Linked DNA regions of Homo sapiens: region 2 is linked to region 1. A link is a loop called in an ENCODE intact Hi-C map of the cell type or tissue named here. Cell type or tissue: endothelial cell of umbilical vein. All regions are shown on one strand.

Region 1 (2,500 bases):
TATTTTAAACACTAAATATGAGCTAGGAGCTGTCCTAGACACTATGTAAAAGTTTTATTTAGTTCTCACTGTAATGTTGGCCTTATGTTAGCATCCCATTTTTCAGACTGAGGAAATTATGGCTCAGAGAGGTTAAGAGACTTATTGAAGGTCACACAGCTCCACAAACTTTGGTGTAGATTGAACGTGTACATGGGTCTATGTGACTTTGAATCTTGCATTCTTTACATTATTGGAATATTTCACAGAAGGAAAATGACATATTAACATGGCAATAAGATTTCTGGTTCCAGTCTGGTTACTGGTCTTCCAAGAGTGTTATAGGATGTATAGCCTGAGCTCTGAAGCTTTGTTCTGAAGCATGCTATCAATATGAACAAATTGGTATGGAAGGAAGCCACAAATTATATACTAAAATCTAGTTCATCAGAGGAAAATATAGTTAAATACATTTACATTCCCAGAACTGTTAATATTGAAGAATAAAACACACAGTGGGAAAGAGACGAAGAGAAAATACGCCTGTTTTTATGACTTGTTGATATCTACAGGGTTTTTCCTTAAGCCTCACAACAATTTACAGCATTGCCAGCAGCATTCAGTACATTCAGAACAGGATAATTTCACCCGCAGCTGAACTAGGGCCATGCCTGGGACAGACAGAGAATGGCCTTCCAGCAGACATGCCAAGAAGCAAGCCAGGGTCAGTGAGTGAAGAGGAGGGCAGGCCCATTTGAAGCAACACAGTTTATGTAAGTGTGATCTAACTGCTTTCACTGGAAATGGGTCAGACTCCAGTTGAGAGAACCAGGGGCCTGAATGACCCCAGCAAAATCACTGTGGCAATTCTTTCAATCACCTCTGAGAATATGGCCCTGTGACGACATAATGACGTTTGGATTAATTCCAGTCGGCTGTGTTTTCCCCTCCTTTCTTGCCTCCCCGTAGTTGATTTGCCAAATTTTTTTTGTTTGCTTAAATACGCGGAACTAAACAGGATACATTATATGACAGTCTGTGATAAATTTACCACTGGGAATAGGGAAAAAGTATGGGATAAAGAAATAGGTATTTTTCGCCTCTCACAGCTGTGATTCAGTTCTGACTCAAAAGGAAGTGTGCCACCTACTGAATCACAGAAACCACTTCCTGTGGCTGTTTGGTTTATTCTGGAGGAGCATCAGGCCAAGTGCTGCCCTGCCCTGACCCTGACTGGCTCTTCAGAGCCAAGGCATTCACAGCTTGAGGTGGTTTGGCCTCAGACTCTTGAGAACATTGCATATTAAATTACAAGTGTTTCGTTTCCTAGCAAGGAGTCTTTAGCAACATGAAAACGAACGTGTGTTATTTGCAAACCAAGTATATCATTACTGAACCTGAATATCCTTACTTTTTCATAAGGTACGTATTCCGGATGACCACTCTTAAGATCTGAATGTACACTGGTTCTGTTTTTCCTGAGGGGAACTTGGGCAGTCTGCAGGGTGGCATTTACCAGCTGAGGGACTTCAAGAGCACCCTTTAATCAGTGTGGCAGCACTCAACTTGTATTCACTCACTCAGAGTATTTTTGAGCATGTACTTATTGCCATGTGCTGTGCTAGGTAGGGGTAGAGGGTACAGTGGTGAACAAGACCCCACAGCTCCTGACCTCATGGCTCATGTGTTCTACACCATAAGGGAATCAAGCTGTGTCTCCCGGGGCAGGGGCCTTCCTCTGTTCACCATGCAGCCCCAGCATCTAGCACCTGGCGTTGCATAAAGGAGGCTCTAAATCAAGCTTGTCCAACCCAAGGCCCACGGGCCACATGTGGCCCAGGATGGCTTTGAATGCAGCCAAACACAAATTTGTAAACTTTCTTAAAACATTATAAGATTTGTGTGTATGTGTTTTAGTCCATCAGCTATTGTTAGTGTTCATGTATTTTATGTGTGGCCCAAGACAATTCTTCTATGTGGCCCAAGGAAACCAAAGATTGAACACTCCTGCTCTAAATACTTGTTTGTTGAATAGATACATGAAAAGAAAGAAGGAGAGAAGGAAGAAAGGAGGGCGGAAGGAAAGGAAGAAGGGAGAGAAGAAGAGAAGAAAGAAGCAGAGAAAGGAAGAGAAAAGAAATTACGGCCAGTGCGGTGGCTCACGCCTGTAATCCTAGCACTTTGGGAGGCCTAAGCGGGCTGATCACCTGAGGTCAGGAGTTCGTAAGCCAGCCTGGCCAACATGGTGAAACCCTATCTCTACTAAAAATACAAAAATCAGCAGGGCATGGTGGTGCGTGCCTGTAATCCCAGCTACCTGGGAGGCTGAGGTAGGAGAATCGCTGGAACCCGAGAGGCGGAGGCTGCAGTGAGTTGAGATCATGTCACTGCACTCCAGGCTGGGCAACAGAGTGAGACTCTGTCTCAGAAAAAAAAAAAAAGAAAGAAAGAAAGAAAGAAAGTTACCATTAGTTTTTTGTTGTATTTGCAAGCAAAGACAAAAGCACCAAGGTACTTGTTT
Region 2 (2,500 bases), 150 kb after region 1:
CAATTCACAGGTTCCTATTACACAGGTGGATGTACTTAGAGAGTTTTAGCACAAAAGCTGATACAAATATGAAAGTGTGCTCAGTCGAATGGTTAGTGAGGTGCTACAGGTGAGTGTCGGCGATGGGTATCCTCCTGAGCTCCACGATCTGGGAGTCAGTCAAGGTGCCCCCCTCCTGGCTGCCTTGACCAGATTCATTATCACTGACACTGAGACCAGCACCTGCCACAGAAATAGAATGAACACAAAAATCCAAACTATTAGTGCAGTGAATTCTTAAGAATCAATTTACATTAGGTCCAAGCCTGTTTATTTCTATTATATTAGTAAAAAATAAGCCATACATTTAGAATAGATATTATTAATACCTAACAATTATGAAACTATCTTTTACATTTCCTTTGGCAGTTTTTTAAATTGTACGGATTAATTTCTAAAGACACACATTTGGGTTCTCAATCTTTACTGTTTGTTTTTCACATGGTGGGCAGGTGTAACCTACTACCACAATATAATCTCTCAATTGAGGGCTCATCAAAATAGAAAATCAGTCAGGTTATTAGACTTTTTCACCAGTGGGGTAGGATTTGCTGTTACAAAACATATAGGCCCCGAATTCATATGCACTGAGGTCCATCACTTGAGATTCAGTGTTGGGCAGTGATCTGAGAAGAAAGACAGGCATGTGAGAACACCTGGAGTCACACCAGTGCCCTGAAGACATTGGCTTTGAATGATTCAGATCTGATCCTAAGATAAAAATAATTACGTAACACAGTGCCAAAATAGATCCACACAGGAATTCCACCACAGTAGTTACTGTTAACTACTGACAGCGCTCAGAATCTGTTTTGAGGAAGCTCCACTATTCATTACTTTTTTTTTCACAACTCAGATAATTGAGAAAAAACTATGCTAGAGTAACACCTTGTTCTTTTCTTTTTCTTTCATATTTCTAGAGAACAATGTTCTTTTCTTTTGTAATAACGTTCAGAGGAACACATAAACTCTCATCCTCTCTACACACACACAATGGGGATGTGGTCATAGGGTGTGCTGGATGAATCACCAGAGGTTACCAGGGCCAGCCCCACTAGACTCTGCAAACAAGGAGGAAAGTGAAAAACCGGTTGCTCAGGCAGCTGGGATTTCCCTTTCTGTCTGAGAGGAAGAAAAGGCAATTCTGCAGAGTTGACAGTTGTGGGAAAATGGTGAATTGGCTTAATCTTAGCCTATCTGGAGATGGAAGCCAGAGCCTACTAGTGACCTTCTAGCCAAGCCCTCCTTCTTCTGGGTCTCTGACCTTCGCACTCTCTCTGTTAAAGGCCGCTGTTGAAACTCCACTTCCTCTCTTTGCTTCTGTGACATGGTACTTGCCCATCTTATCCTCTGATCTGCTGGCTCTTTCTAGATCTATTCTGCTTTCTCATACACTTCCTCCTGCTGCCTCATTTCTGGAGGCCTTGTTTTCTGCCCTGTCTCAAGGCCTGCAGGATCCTCTTGCCTGCACTCTCTCCTAATGTCTCACTAGGGTTTCCAAGCTCAGGACACGGAGCAGCAGGTCACTGCCTTTTCACACGACGTTCTTATGCTGGCACCTCTGCCTGGGGTGCTCTTCTCACTTCCCACCTCCTTCATCTGGCTGCCTCCACTCTTCCTACCAATATCAACTCTGCTATCCCTTGAAACATGATGATTCTCTTTTAAAATTTCTGACCCCCCCACTGGATTATGTCCTTCCTATCTTTCTGTCTCCTAGCTCATAGGACAGTGCTCAGTACACTGCAGGTGTTCAGCAAATGTGTGCTGAATGTAGTATTAAACTGTGCTCTGCATCCTAAGTCGTGAACCTGCCTGCTCCATCTCATCTCCTGTTCTGTTCCTCTGGTCTGTTCTGTATTCCACTGCCCTCTCCTTCTCAAGAACGAGTGTTAGTTCCTATTGCCAGTTACACTGAGTTGGGAACCCTCTGCTTTGGCTTTCATATCAGTCTTTAATCTGTCTCTAGCCTATCAAATAGATGTATCCCAACCATTGCCTTTTGGAGCGCTTTCTCTGAAACTGATCAGGTCTCCTGATGCCCTGAATGCACCATGTTAATTCCAGCCTGAATGTCTTCCTGCCTGCCCATCAGGGCCCATCTCTATACCTTTTTACAGATACTTATTTTTCCATCTCCTCAAAATAGGGAGCTGGAGGACATAAAATGTGAAAAGTTCTCATCCCTGACAAAATCATTAATCACCTCCCCTTTATTCTCTCACACTGCCCAGGTTTTGATGATAAATTTAATAATACTCCTATCTACAATGTATACATAAGCCATAAAGCAAAATGCTTAACAAACACTCATAAACTCCTTTCTTCAAGAACCAGAATATTGCCAGTGACAATGTATTTTTAAAAATTTACTAAGTTGCTAAAATTTACCAATTAATACATTTCACATCAAAAAAATCAGATTTCTGGTTTCTCTTGAAAAAAAAAAAAAAAAACTAAC

The links. Peaks named below come from ENCODE experiments on the same cell type or tissue, not always from the same donor. Only the 100,000 strongest peaks of a DNase experiment are listed, where the experiment ranks them.
Region 2: it touches region 1 in a loop (7-fold over the local background); 3 of 110 quality-filtered maps call a loop at or near these places.

Annotation. Positions count from the first base shown.
Region 1 is chr5:91,310,547-91,313,046 of GRCh38, reverse strand. The region is part of intron 3 of LUCAT1 (lung cancer associated transcript 1); the gene reads left to right. Among named protein-coding and RNA genes, the nearest start is that of LUCAT1, 2.6 kb to the left of the region's middle. RefSeq lists enhancers at 665-1,209, 572-1,771. In endothelial cell of umbilical vein, no CTCF peak of the experiment used is centred here; a DNase peak (open chromatin) is centred at 1,076; H3K27ac peaks cover 2,195 bases.
Region 2 is chr5:91,161,504-91,164,003 of GRCh38, reverse strand. It overlaps ADGRV1 (adhesion G protein-coupled receptor V1), which reads right to left. Exons shown (of 90, transcript NM_032119.4): 90 at 1-222. The coding sequence ends at 104. All of the region lies in intron 6 of LOC107986432 (a long non-coding RNA gene), which reads left to right. Among named protein-coding and RNA genes, the nearest start is that of LUCAT1, 150 kb to the left of the region's middle. RefSeq lists enhancers at 1,099-1,228, 1,249-1,298. In endothelial cell of umbilical vein, no CTCF peak of the experiment used is centred here; a DNase peak (open chromatin) is centred at 1,093; H3K27ac peaks cover 2,226 bases.